2 separate regions of the Homo sapiens genome follow, and region 1 is linked to region 2. A link is a contact called in ENCODE Hi-C data. All regions are on one chromosome and are shown on one strand. The core of a region is the stretch at or near the end of the contact, and the rest is flanking DNA. Distances in the headings are between cores, read along the strand shown. Region 1 holds the start of ZEB1-AS1 (ZEB1 antisense RNA 1). Region 2 holds the start of WAC-AS1 (WAC antisense RNA 1).

What was found. A loop is a pair of places that touch in the nucleus more often than their neighbours do. Pooled maps may share reads with other maps.
Region 1: a map of naive thymus-derived CD4-positive, alpha-beta T cell shows a loop between it and region 2 (17-fold over the local background). The contact joins the promoter of ZEB1-AS1 here to the promoter of WAC-AS1 in region 2. A Hi-C loop is called at or near these places in 2 of 168 maps with a recorded cell type or tissue (CD4-positive, alpha-beta memory T cell and naive thymus-derived CD4-positive, alpha-beta T cell) and 8 of 50 pooled maps.

What each region holds. Positions count from the first base shown.
Region 1 is chr10:31,314,064-31,320,980 of GRCh38, reverse strand. It overlaps ZEB1-AS1 (ZEB1 antisense RNA 1), which reads left to right and starts at 1,886. Exons shown (of 3, transcript NR_148979.1): 1 at 1,886-2,085. ZEB1 (zinc finger E-box binding homeobox 1) reads right to left here and starts at 1,765. Exons shown (of 9, transcript NM_001174096.2): 1 at 1,689-1,765. The coding sequence starts at 1,746. RefSeq lists silencers at 1,191-1,280, 1,321-1,770, 2,511-2,570.
Region 2 is chr10:28,527,448-28,533,603 of GRCh38, reverse strand. WAC-AS1 (WAC antisense RNA 1) reads left to right here and starts at 1,250. Exons shown (of 3, transcript NR_033805.1): 1 at 1,250-1,869. WAC (WW domain containing adaptor with coiled-coil) reads right to left here and starts at 486. Exons shown (of 14, transcript NM_016628.5): 1 at 1-486. The coding sequence starts at 24. RefSeq lists silencers at 3-82, 293-442, 813-1,232 and enhancers at 593-782, 403-1,086.

The DNA of each region.
Region 1 (6,917 bases), core at 637-3,136, 2.8 Mb before region 2:
AAGCGAGCCCCTCGGTCCGAAATGTACGTGTAATTCCTTATATAGCCTGGGCTGCGGCCGGCGGCAGGGCCGTTGCCGCCCATTATTATACAAACAGGTACCGGGGCGGCGCAGGCGGGGGCTGCTCTCCCTGCGCTCCCGCCGCCCCCGGGCGGACAAGTCTCGCCCCTCTCGCCACAGGAACTGTCCAGACAATAACAATCAGCAGACATTTCGCTGCTGCACGAGAGGGAGAGAAAGCATAGCATCGCCCCGAGATAACCAGAAATACAATCAACTTACAACGTCTCTCCAAACTGGAAAAGGCGACTGTGCAACCACCACCACATGTTCAGGTCTCGATCCCTCGGGCTGTCTCTCTTTTTTTTTAACTCTCACGCCAGGCAGAGGGGTGTGTGTTTCCCTTGGCACAGCAGCACAAATCAATAAACACTGCAGCTGCGGTGCAAGTAGCAGCCCCGCGCGTCCGTCGGTCCGTCCGCCCCCTCCCCCACCCTCCTTCCACCCGAGACCCAGAGCGCCATCCAAGCCCCATTATCCGGCTTCAGCGCTCCGTGCGTCCGGCCCAGGTAACAACTTCCCCAAAAACCGAAAGAGAAAAGCGCGAGGCGCACGCACACCGGCCCATCCCGGCGCAGAGACCTCGTCTGCCCCGGGAGGGGGATCTGTCTGTGGTGCTTCCCGGTCTCTAAGCCCAGGTAACAACTCCGCAAACACACCCGCCGCCCAGCTCGCCCCCATCCGCGCGGCTCCCGGCGGCGTTAAGTGGGTACCTTTCCTGCCTTGTTCCCCGCGCCGCCCCGCCGCGCCCCGCCAAACGTGGACCCCACTCGCGGGGCTCGCCGCGGAGTCCCCAGGCCGGGGCTCTGGGCCGGGCAGCGGGAGGCGCCAGGGAGGAGGGGCGCTTAGGGACCCGCGCCCCCGCGCCTCTAATCCCCGTTACGCGAGCGCGCCCGGCCCGCGGGTCCCAACTTTACCGCCGCCGGCCGAACCCTGTCCGCCCGCGGCGCGCACAGCCGGCGCCCGCGCACACGCGCGCACAAACCCCACGCAACCCGCGGCCGCCCCGTCCCGCCGCCGCCGCAGCCCGCCTGCCGCGCGCCCACAGCCCGGCCCGAGTCGCGGGGCCCGAGCGACAGCGACGGCGCCGGCCGGGGCCGCGGCGCGCGGAAGCCACTTTGCACGGTCAGCGCCGGGCACAAGTTTGTTCCGCGGCTCCCGGGGGCCTGGGCGCTGAGGGAGAATCGCGCTGAGGGGGCCAGGAGGAGGGGGAGAGGGAGGCGCCGAAGGGCACAAGAGTGGGGAAAAGTGCGGAAAGAAGCAACAGCCGCTCCACCCGGGACCAGAAAAGTGGCCAGTGCGTCCCGGCCGCCCGCCCTGCGCCGGGGATGCGGCGGCGTCGGCGCCGGCTAACGGTCCAGGGAGGCGGCAGGGGCGGCGGGAGCCGCTAGGCGGAGAGAGACCAGGTAAGAGACATAACGGTTCAGGGAGAGCGAGCGGCCGCGGCGCGGCTCCGGCAGCGGCGGCAGCGGAGGGGGGCAGAGAGCACTACTTTCTACTTTCCCACTCCACTTTGCCGTCCCTGCCCCGGCTGCCCCCAGCCCGGCTCGCCCCCCTCACCCCCGGGGGCGCCCCGGCTGCCCAGCTCCCCCTGACTCCGCCGCTCCCCGGTCCCCTCCGCCACTCACCGTTATTGCGCCGCGGGTTCGCCTGCTTTCTGCGCTTACACCTGGGGCCATCCGCCATGATCCTCTCGCTTGTGTCTAAATGCTCGAGTCACCTCCTCCCCCTCCCTCCCCCTTCCCCCCCACCCCTCCGCCTCCACCCCTCCCCCCTCCCCACCGCACCTGGTTTACGACACTCCCGGCTTTACGACATCACCTTCCTTACACCTAGAGGCTCTCGCTCTACGGCCGGAACCTTGTTGCTAGGGACCGGGCGGTTTGCGGCAACCGTGGGCACTGCTGAATTTGAATTGAGGGGCGAGGGAAAAGTTTTCCTCAGGTGTGGTGGGGAGAGGGAGGCGGATGCCGGGAAACCGTAGGGACGCGGTCAGAAAGGCGACGGGCTGTCGGAGTTGGAAAGGTAAAGTTGGAGGCTCGGCGGCGTCCTGCCTCCGCGCTGGCCACACCCGCCGCGGCTGCCCGGGGCAGGGAGGGATCTGGCTGATTCTCCCTGTACCCTGTGCCCTCGGAGCTGCCCCTCCGAGCGCCCAGAGGTCCCCGCCTGCCTGCTTCCTGGAGGCAGGGCTACCATCAGTCCCACGCCTCGCGTGTCCGCCCCCCGCACCCCGGGGCCAAGGAAAGGGATCGCGGTCTGGACTCCCCGGGGAGTTCCCTTGATGAGGGGAAGGGCAGGTTTGGGGACGGCGAGGACACGCGGCGACCGGAGAGAGGCTACCTGACCCGCGCAGCCCGGACTCCCTTCCCTTCCCTTCCAGGGACGCCTGGTTTCCCCCCAAGCGAACCGGGATGGGAAGTGACTTCAATGAGATTGAACTTCAGCTGGATTGAAAGAGAGGCTAGAAGTTCCGCTTGCCAGCAGCCTCCTTAGTAGAGCGGAATGAGTAATACCCACACGGTGCTTGTCTCACTTCCCCATCCGCACCCGGCCCTCACCTGCTGTCACCTCGGCCTCCCACACCCGGTCCGCGCTCCCCGCCCTCTTCCTCGCGTAGAACCGTGGGATCCTAGGTGGCAGGACTCAGAGCTAAGGTATCCACAGGCCATGAATTCCTTCCTAAATGAGCGGTCATCGCCGTGCAGGACCTTAAGGCAAGAAGCATCGGCTGACAGATGTGATCTCTGAACCTGATAGATTGCTGATTTTATCTTATTTTATCCTTGACTTGGTACAAGTTTTGGGATTTCTGAAAAGACCATACAGATAACCACAAATATCAAGAAAGTCGTCTTCAGTATTAAGTAGAATTTAGATTTAGGTTTCCTTCCTGCTTCCCACCTCCTTCGAATAAGGAAACGTCTTTGGGACCAACTTTATGGAATAAATAAGCTGAGCTGTATTTCAAGTAATATAGTTATAAATTAACAATGTAGCAGTTATTGATAGAGAAATTGAGAAAACTGAAACGTGACCGGAGTATTGGAAATAACGTAGTACATCACCTAGCACAATGACACATAGTAGGTGCTCAATAAATTTATGCTTATAATTTTTGTCACTTCTATGGCAGGATTTTTTTATTAGGTTAAAATTATCTTTTAAACACCTTCCGGAATTTTAGAATATTCATTAATAATGTCTTCAAACCTTTCAACTGAAATAAATTTACAGCTGAAGTCTGATGATTTAAAGTTAGAAAGTTTAATCTTGAATATAAATGAACATTTTCTCTCCCACATTTTCTTGGGCATTTTGAGAAGTAAATGCGTTATTTATTGGTCCATGAAATGTGACTGTAAATATTCTTTGCTATACATTATGTCTATATATCTGCATTCATCCTCAATGCCAAAACTAGAATCATTAGTCTTAATGATCATTTTAAGTACAGGCAGTCCTCGCTTTCCTTGATACCATGTTAACCGAAACTTGTGTATGTCAACACGGTGTCCTTGCTTTGCTTGGTTAAGTGTGAGTTCTTCCTCCCTTTTTTTAAGAGTTGTACAATGTTTTTCAGTCGCCTACCGAATCAGGTCATAGACTATGGAATTGACCCCACCCCACCAACATTTTTACAGCTACCCTGATTTCTGACCAGAAAGGAAAAAAAAACTTTCCAGCTCTATCACACATTTTACCTACTCTTAAACTTAGGAGGTATTACAAATAGCATTTTCTCATGTTCTCTTTCTGGCCTGTACCTCCCTGCTAAGCTTCCTTCAGTGTTCATCCTCACCTCATAGAGAGATGAAGTGAAGAGACAAACAGAAGTCATTTTCTTCCTTACTTTAGTGGTTTCTGGTTTAGTTAGTTTGGGCCAAACTGTGGACAAGTACCTTTTCAGGTAACTTTTTTTTCTTATTTCTATGTCCTCAACACCTAGTGGAGTACGTAGCCAATAGTAGATGCTTAATAAACATTTCTTAAATTAATATTGTTGACCTTTTCTGACCCTGTTCTTGACAGTAAGGTACATAATCTGCCTTCATCCCTTTAGTCCTTAGGAACAGATAAAGTCATGGATATGAAAGTGATCACTGTCATTAATATCCACATTAAAATTGCTCTTGATTTTAGTTTCTCCATAATCATTTTCCCTAAACAATGAACTCTGTTCACCTTTTTTTTTAAAATATGCACAGTGAATATTACTGGTAGCCCAAATCTTCTAACATAAAATTTCCATTTTGTAAAAGCTTCTGATAAGCATATATGTTATGAATTGAATGTTTGATTATTATACTTTAATATTCTTGAAAATATTGATACCTGGACTGGAAAGAAAACAGACAAAAGTAAATCTCAGAATAAATTACTGCTTTAAACATGATGCATGTGTGACGGTTGCTTCTTATCTCTTAAATACAGCTAAAGAATAGGGGAAAAATCTTTAGAATCAATTTATAAAAGAAGATTATTAAAATTTAGGTTTATTCAAATCAAACGGTAGGGGATACTAATATATGACTTTAACATGTATCCTGCATTCTTGGTTTTAGTAATTGTAGTGCTGTCATACAGCATACATTCAATATATATGCTTATTTTTAATATGTCAATGAAATGTTAACACACTGCTTCTACTGAGCACTGGGATTATATATGCTGAAGGGAAGATATTCTAAAAATGAATTTCTATACTATTCCAAATTTACAGGGAAAAATGTAAATGGATAGAATAGTTCCAATACTGAGTTTTTTCTATAAATTTTTCATAAACCCTTTGCACCTATTTGCTTTTCATATATGATTCCTGTATAAATTAGGATAAAATTTGACATAAAATTATCTTAAGTTTAAAATGTAGAGATTTCACGGTGTTCCACATGAAGCATATCATTCCCACATACCTCTTCCAAAACACATTGAGAAGTGCAATGTATAATTCTCTAGTCTTCATCAAAATTTAAAGTTCGTTAATTTCATGGAAGGATAGCATGTAAATGCAACTCTTGAATTCAATACCTAATTTTAATCTTAGAGTTTTTGAAGGAAAAAGAATGTGATACATGTTATCCCTCAAAGTACAGAATGTAGAGGTCCCATAAAGCCGCTACTCAATTCTTGTCTCTGACCATGGCTCCTGACCTACAGTAATTCTGGATTTGCAGTTCACCGTGGAACAAAGGAGGGCAATGGTCATTTCACTGTTGCAGTCTCACCAAATTCTGCAGTCATTGAGTCAGGAAGGAAACATGACTACAGGGTGATGCAGAACCCACAGTTGGCCACAGGACCCATGCCAGCCCTTCGAATACAGCCTCCCAGGAGATATCACAGGGACAAATGTTTTCTCCATACTTCCATGTGATTTTTGTTACATAGTTTACCACAGAATGGTTCTTACCCCTCTGGGGAATGAGGCTCCTATTTTTAATGTAAGTCAATGAAATGTTAACACGTGTAGTTTCTTATTTACGAGGTGATTTTTCAGGAACGTGTGTAATACAGAGATAGATATAAATATATGGAGAAAGATGTTTGCAGGATGTCGGTGAATATCCAAAAAGTAAAACTAGTGTTTTCCATGAAGTCACAGTAATTAAAAAGGATTTCTTTCAAAGGCTGCCTCCATAGAAGTTAGATTGTAGTTTCTATTACTAATATTACTTATGAATATGAATAACATTTAATTTTTTCTACACTTAATTATATGTAGGTAACTTGAGAGGAAGCAACACACATATTTTTGATTTAAGTGAATTTTAATTATTTACCATGATATCAGTGGTCTGATAGCTGGTTTCTACTGCTGTTTTTTCTCTTTTGTATCCACGTATTTCTTTTTTCTGTCATCTTGACTTCTTTTAGCAGCTGATTGATTCTGTTACAGAGTATGGCTGTTTCTTTGACCTACAGTGCTGGTGTTCTGTAAACCACAGATCCTCAGTTACAGTCGTTGCCTCTGAACAGAGGCAAGGATTGAACATCCTTGGTGTACATGCATTTAAAATGTTTGCAATCAGTAACAGGTTTTAGATGTTCTACCATTGTATTAAACTTACATGAGAAAGATGGTGATAAATACCCTGTGTCCAATTATATCCACAACTTTAAGATCCCTGGTCACACCCTTCTCATTCTCTTCAGACCTCAGGCCTCTATTTCTTTTCTCTCTCTCTTTATCCTACTTACATAAATAGATCAGACATTGTGCCCCTCCCCCACTGTTTTACTTTGTAATCATTCCCTTCCTCTGTCTTTCTTTGTGCCCGCTCTGTTTGGATCATTTCCCTTTCTCTTTTTGTTTAAAATTTTTTGAATCGTTCCAACTCTGTGAAATGCTTTGCTTTTTCATATTATCCTTGTTATGCTCTGTCCTTCAAAGTCCATTCTCTGCCTTTCCATGCTCTGCGAGGCTGACTTCTGTGGAAGTCACGTCACCCAGGCTTCTTTGCCCTCTGGTTCCTATTTGGTTTCAGCCAATTTGGAGGCTTTGGCAAATGATCAGAGAAAGGAAAAAGAGAGAGGTCAGGATATTTATTCTATTCCCTGCTGCCTGGCTGTGGCTCTAGCTTCGTTCCTCTACCTGAGGTCCCTGGCTCCTGTCCGACACCCTCATCCCATGGCCACAGGTCTTGCCAAGTTCCAGAAACTGCTTCTTCTCTTTGTGTCTTCAGGCCCAGGGTGGTAATGATTGATTGCTTCATCACTCCTTCCTTTAAAACCTGTCCACACCTCTGTAAATAGTCTCTTCATTAAACTCTCTTCAGAGTATCCTTTGAATGTGCTATATGCTTCCGGCCAGGACCCTGAGTAATATGCGTATAGAAATAAAGCATTTTAACCTTATT
Region 2 (6,156 bases), core at 1-2,500:
CTGTTTCCTCGCATACATTACCATCAATGCCCGGCCTGTGAGTGTGTGTCGGGGAGGGGGGAGAGCGGCCGCGAAAGGCGGGCGGGCGCGCAGGCGGCGGCGGCGGCGGGCGGCGGGCAGCCCCGGCACCTGGGCCCGGCGCGCCCTCGGCGACTCTCATCAGCTCCCAGTTACTGGCGCCGGCGCTCCCGGGCCATCTCCCTCCGTCGACACCACGCTCACTCTCAGCCGGGGCAGCGGCGCCAACTACACGGCGGCACCGCGAACCGGGGGGAGGGGGGCAAGACGACGCGTCCGGCTCAGCCCCGCGGAGAGCGACTGCCTCCTCCGCCTTCTCCTCCTCCTGCTCCGCCGCCTCCTCCCCTCCTCCCCCCGCCGCCGCCGCTGCTGCCGCCGCCTGGTCCTTCTTCTCCTCCTCCTCCTCCCGCCGCCGCCGCCGCCGCTGGTGCCGCCGCTGCCGCTCCACCAACTACATCCGGGCAACTCGGACGCTGCCGCCTTCGGGAAACCTCGGCAGTTTCCGCCGGGCCCCTCCTCTCCCACCCTCGGCCTTCCTCCCCGCACCGCGCGGGTCCGGAACACCGCCCTCGGCAAACCTCGGCTGGCTCCGGCCTTTCTCCTCCTCTGAGGCCTGGATCTTCTCTTCGCGACCAGTCTGCCCTTTCCTTCTTTTCCTCACTCGCGAGTCGGCCACCGCCGTTCCCGTTTAGGGATAGTCTCGCTCGGGCGCCTGCTCGAGGCTGATCTCAGGGGCTCCGGGCTGCGCAGGGAGGGAGCCGCCTTCCGGAAGAGGACGGTGGGGCGCGAGGGAAGCCATCGCGGACTAAATAAGGGAGGCTGCAGCGGCTGCGCGTGCGCCCAGAGGCGCAGCGGGAGGGGGTGCTCTCGGGCGAGCTCTCCGGCCGCGGCCCCCGCCCCTGCGCTGTCGGGCGGGGAGGTCGGAAACCCCCTGGCGAGACCACGGGCGGACGCTTCCCGAAGAGCTGCCTGGGCTGCAGCCGCGGAAGCTGCGTTCTGGGGAGCGGGGAGCGTGCTCCGGCGCCTTCGGGCCGCTGCTGGAAGCCGGAACCGAGCCCGGGCCGCTGCCCCTCACCGGACGCCGCGCGCCACCGGCCCTCCGCGGGGCAGGGGCTGCTGCGAGCTCGCCGGGCGCCCTTTAGACGTAAGTCTCACCCTGCGCCCCGAGGCAGGAAGGAGCGCGTGCAGTCCCGGCCAGAAACGGCTAATAGGAAGGGCTGAGGGGTTCTGTGTTCAAGGCAGAAGGCCGTGCGTCAGGGCGGCCCTCAGCGGAGATGCGTGCACGGAGCGGGGAGCGCCGCTCGGGGCAGGGAATGAAAGCGGCGCTTGAGACTGGAAATTTAGGGAGATGAGTTCCTTGGGAACAACGCTGAACCATCTCACTGCCCCACCCTACCCCTTGTTATTTTTTTTTGAGACAGGTCTCGCGCTGTCGTCCAGTCTGAGTGCAGTGACGCGATCACGGCTCACTGCAGCCTCGACCTCCGGGGCTTACGGGTCATCCCACCTCAGCCCTCTAAGTAGCTGGCACCACGGGCATGCACCACCACACCCGGCTAATTTTTTAAAAAAAGTTTTTCCGGAGATAGGGTCTCGCTGTGTTACCCAGGCTGGTCTCGAACCCCTGGCCTGAAGCGATCCTCCCGCCTCGGCCTCCCAAAGTGCTGGGATTACAGGCGTGAGCCACTGCGCTCGGCTTTTCACCCCTTTCTAACGTTTTCCATCCCTTTCTAACGTTTTCCATACCCAGCGGTGCCCTGCCCACCCTCTCTTTATCTCTCACTTTTCCCTCCTCTGTTTCTTCCTCGCTGAAGTCCATTGGTGAAAGAAAATTCATGTGAAAGTTCTCAGGTGTGTTAAGTGAAATTGCTACAAATTTGATTTTATGTACTGCTGCAGGTACATTGAGAGAAGAAACGTGAAGTATACCAAACAACCGTTAGTTGAGAGTGGTGGTATTCGGGTGATTGGTTGACTTTTTTTTTTTTTTTTGCACTATTTGTAAGGCAACATAGTTTAATGAAAAGAATTGTGGTAAACATAATTAGGTGATTAACACAGAAGAGGCAAATAGTAAACAAGTCAGAAGAAACAACCCCCTCCAAAAAATAAAAAGTAACTGATTTACTTGGTATCCAAGAAGTTACGTTATTGCTAGACCTAATAGAATGGAGAGATGGAATGATGTAGGGAGAAAGGCTCTGAAATCACAACTGGTTGGAAAAAAAATTTTAATTACATAATCTTATTTGTCACATCCATCTGCCAGATGTAGAGCTTATTGCTGTTTGTGGAGATGTGCAGACCAATAAAAAGCCTATTTAATGCTCTCTTAAACTACCAGTAACTAAAAAAAAAAATTGACAGTGACTGAAATTATGAAAACAAAAAAATTCGGTAGCATCTTAACATGTAATTTCTGACATATTTGTAGTGAATCCATTGAAGACAAACATCAGAGGAGTACAACAAATAACATTTCATAGAAACTTTGAAAACTGGCAGCAAAATTACTACTAATTTGTTTGATAACTAGATGTCTGCTGAAATTGGTATAAACCATTTGCTCAAAAGTAGCCAGGCATGGTGATGCATGCCTGTATTCCTAGCTACTCCCAGAGGCTGAAGCTGAACAATCACTTTAGTCCAGGAGTTCGAGACTGCAGTGAGTCATGATCACACCAGTGCACTCCAGCCTGGACGACAGAGGGAGACCCTGTCTCAAAAAGTAAATAGGCCGGATGCAGTGGGTCATGCCTGTAATCCCAGCACCTTGGGAGGCCAAGTCAGGTGGATCATTTTGAGGTCTGGAGTTTGAGACTAGCCTGGCCAACATTTTGAAACCCCATCTGTACTAAAAATATAAAAGTTAGCCAGGTGTGGTGGTGTGCGCCTGTAATCCCAGTTATTCGGGAGACTGAGGCAGGAGAATCACTTGGGCCTGGGAGGCGGAGGTTGTGGTGAGCCAAGATCTTGCCACTGCACTCCAGTCTGGGTGACAGTGAGACACTGTCTCTAAATAAAACCACATTATCAAAAGTCTGATCTGCTCTCCTTTACAGAAATACTTTATCTTTACTTCTCTCTCGAACCCACAGACTTCATTCCCACACTTCTGGACCTGTTCAAGATCATCTGTAGCATCCATGTTTTCAAGTCTGATTTTTATTTCTCAGTCTTCATCTCCACTTGTCAGCAGCATTTGACACAGCTGATAACTTTCTTCTCCTTAAAGTTCCTTATCTTGCCTACCAGGATTTCATTTTCTTTCTTGCTTCTCTTCCTTCCCAAATGGCTGTTCCTTAGACTCCTTACTGGTTTCTCCTTCTTTTCCAGCCTCTAAATGCTGGAGTGGCGTGAGATTCAAATCTTACAACCCGCACTCCTCTGTTCTCTCTCCCTAGGCAATCTCATTCAGATCTCTGGCTGGATGAAACCCACATTTGAATTTCCAGTCCACACCTTTCCTCTGAACACAAGACTCACACTTAACTGCCTACTGTATAGCACTGCTTGAGTTTCTAACAGGCATCACAAACTTAATGTATTCAAAACGAAACTCTTAATCTCCCCCCACCCCAAACAAGTCCTGCTGAGATCTTCCCAATCTCTTGAAATGACAACTCCATTCTTCTAGTGGAGGCTAAAAACTTTGGAGTCATCTTTGATTGTTTTATATCTCACATTGACTCCATCAACAAATTTTGCCAGCATTACCTTCAAAATGTATCCACAATCTGATCTCTGTAACCCACCTCCAGCAAGTTCACTCTGGTCCAAGCCACCATCATTAAACCTGGACCGTGGCAAAGGCTTTCTAACTGATCTTGCCCTTCTATGCCTGCTTCCACATTGTTTGCTGTCTCATACAGTGCAGTAATCCCTTAAAAAGTCAGATAATATTCCAATCTTGAATAAAAGCCAAAGTTATAGCCATGATCCACTAGGCCATATGTAAACTGCCTGTTACTTCTGGCTTCTTATCCACTGACTTCTTTATTTGCTCTTTTTTTGTTTTTGTTTTTGTTTTTGTTTGAGACTGATTCTCACTGTCGCCAGGCTGGAGTGCAGTGGGATGATCTTGGCTCACTGCAACCTCTGCCTCCCAGGTTCAAGCAATGCTCCTGCCTCAGCCTCCTGAGTAGCTGGGACTACAGGCACGTGCCACCACACCCAGCTAATTTTTGTATTTTTAGTAGAGACGGGGTTTCACCATGTTGGCCAGGATGGTCTCCATCTCTTGACCTCGTGATCCACCCACCTCAGCCTCCCAAAGTGCTGGGATTACAGGCGTGAGCCACCGCGCTCAGCCCTGCTTTCTCATTCTTTTCCCACCATTCTACCCTCCCTCCCTGTTTTCTCCAGTATACCAAGCATGCCTCTGCCTCAGGACCTTTGCACTGCTGTCCCTTTGCCTGGAATCCTCTTCCCCCTTAGTACTTGCTTGGCTCACACCCTCACTTCTTCAGGTCTCTGCTTAAGTCTTGTCTTGTTTAATTGAGAACTCTACATGATGGCGCCCTACCACCATGTTGCTCCCTTAACCCTGATCTATTTTTCCTAAACCATTTGCCATATATTTTGTTTATTGGTTGTTTCCCACTAGAATGAATGCTTCATGTGGCATACCATAAATATTTGTTGAATTAAAGGATATTTGCCTGCAGAAACGTATACGATAAAAATAGCAAAATTGAATTCTCAAGAGGAAAAAGCTTGGGTTCTATTTCTGTTTGCTTTGTGAAAGAATAAAAGAATTACAAATCCAGTCCTGTTCTCACAAATAAGATGGAGGATAAAGCTAGATTATTCCTAATACAGGCAAAATATTGTAATAGATATTAAAAAATGTACATGAATTTGCATGTATAGCAAATCTTAAAGCAGATTATTTACACTGCTATCTAATGAGAAATATCAAGTTTGCAAATGAGTAAAAGACCCATATTTCAACCTGTAGACTGAATACATACCAACCAATAGAGGGGAAAAACTATCAACTCATAGGTTATATATAGGTTGACCAAGATTTTAATGTGATTCTATTGAAGGAAGAACTGAAGGAAGAACCAAAAAGTGAAATCCTCAAGCCTCTAGTTGTGAAAGGGATTTTTTTTTTTTTTTTGAGACAGAGTCTGACTCTATAGCCAGGCTGGAGTGCAGTGGTGTGATCTCAGCTCCCTGCAGCCTCCACCTCCCGGGTTCAAGCGATTCTCCTGCCTCAGCCTCCCAAGTAGCTGGGACTATGGGTGCGTGCCACCACACCCAGCTAATCTTTGTGTTTTTAGTAGATGGGGTTTCACCATGTTGGCCAGGATGGTCTCGATCTCTTGACCTTGTGACCTGCCACCTCCGCCTCCCAAAGTGCTGGGATTACAGGCGTGAACCACCACGCCTGGCCAAAAGGGACTTTAAAAAGCTTTGTTGCAATTTCTAAAACATCATAAGGATATATTTCCAAAAATTTTCACATACTTCATTTCTATCTCTTTTTTCTCTGTCCTTGCCTTCCTCACAAACTCAGCCTAGTATAGTGATTAAAAGCGTGGGTTTTAGAATCAGTATGACATTGCGTAGAGCTCAGGCTACATTATTGACTACCAACATCACCTTGGGCAAATTACTAGTCTTGAGGATTATCCTGCTTTGTCTCTAAACTTCACTTAATAGGGTATAGTACTGTTTGTGAAAAGTAATTGAAATTGTGTAAATAATTTAGCAGTACCTGGCACATACATGTTTCGCTACTGGTGGTTATTCATTTTGAAAAAATAGTATTGAAGTTCTGCGTATCAAGTCTTAGGAACATAGTGTTAAGCAAAGTCACTTGGGTTTTGCTCTTATGGAGTTTGTATTTTAAGAATAATACATAACTAAAAGGAGATGCTTTGGGATCTCAGATTTGTGATATGAAGCTTTCATTCAATTATGACGAAAAATAAGAAACTGCAACAAAAATTACTATCTAGGAAAGGGGAGTAAACACCAGGACGTCACCATATCAACATATGGTACTAGGCAGGGATGATGTAAATAATGCAATCAACAGATCTTGGGAGAATTACTTACTGACTCAAGATTGGCCATTTTTTAAAGTTCTTCCAAGTAATAGATACTAAAGTTCAGCTAATATTGAGA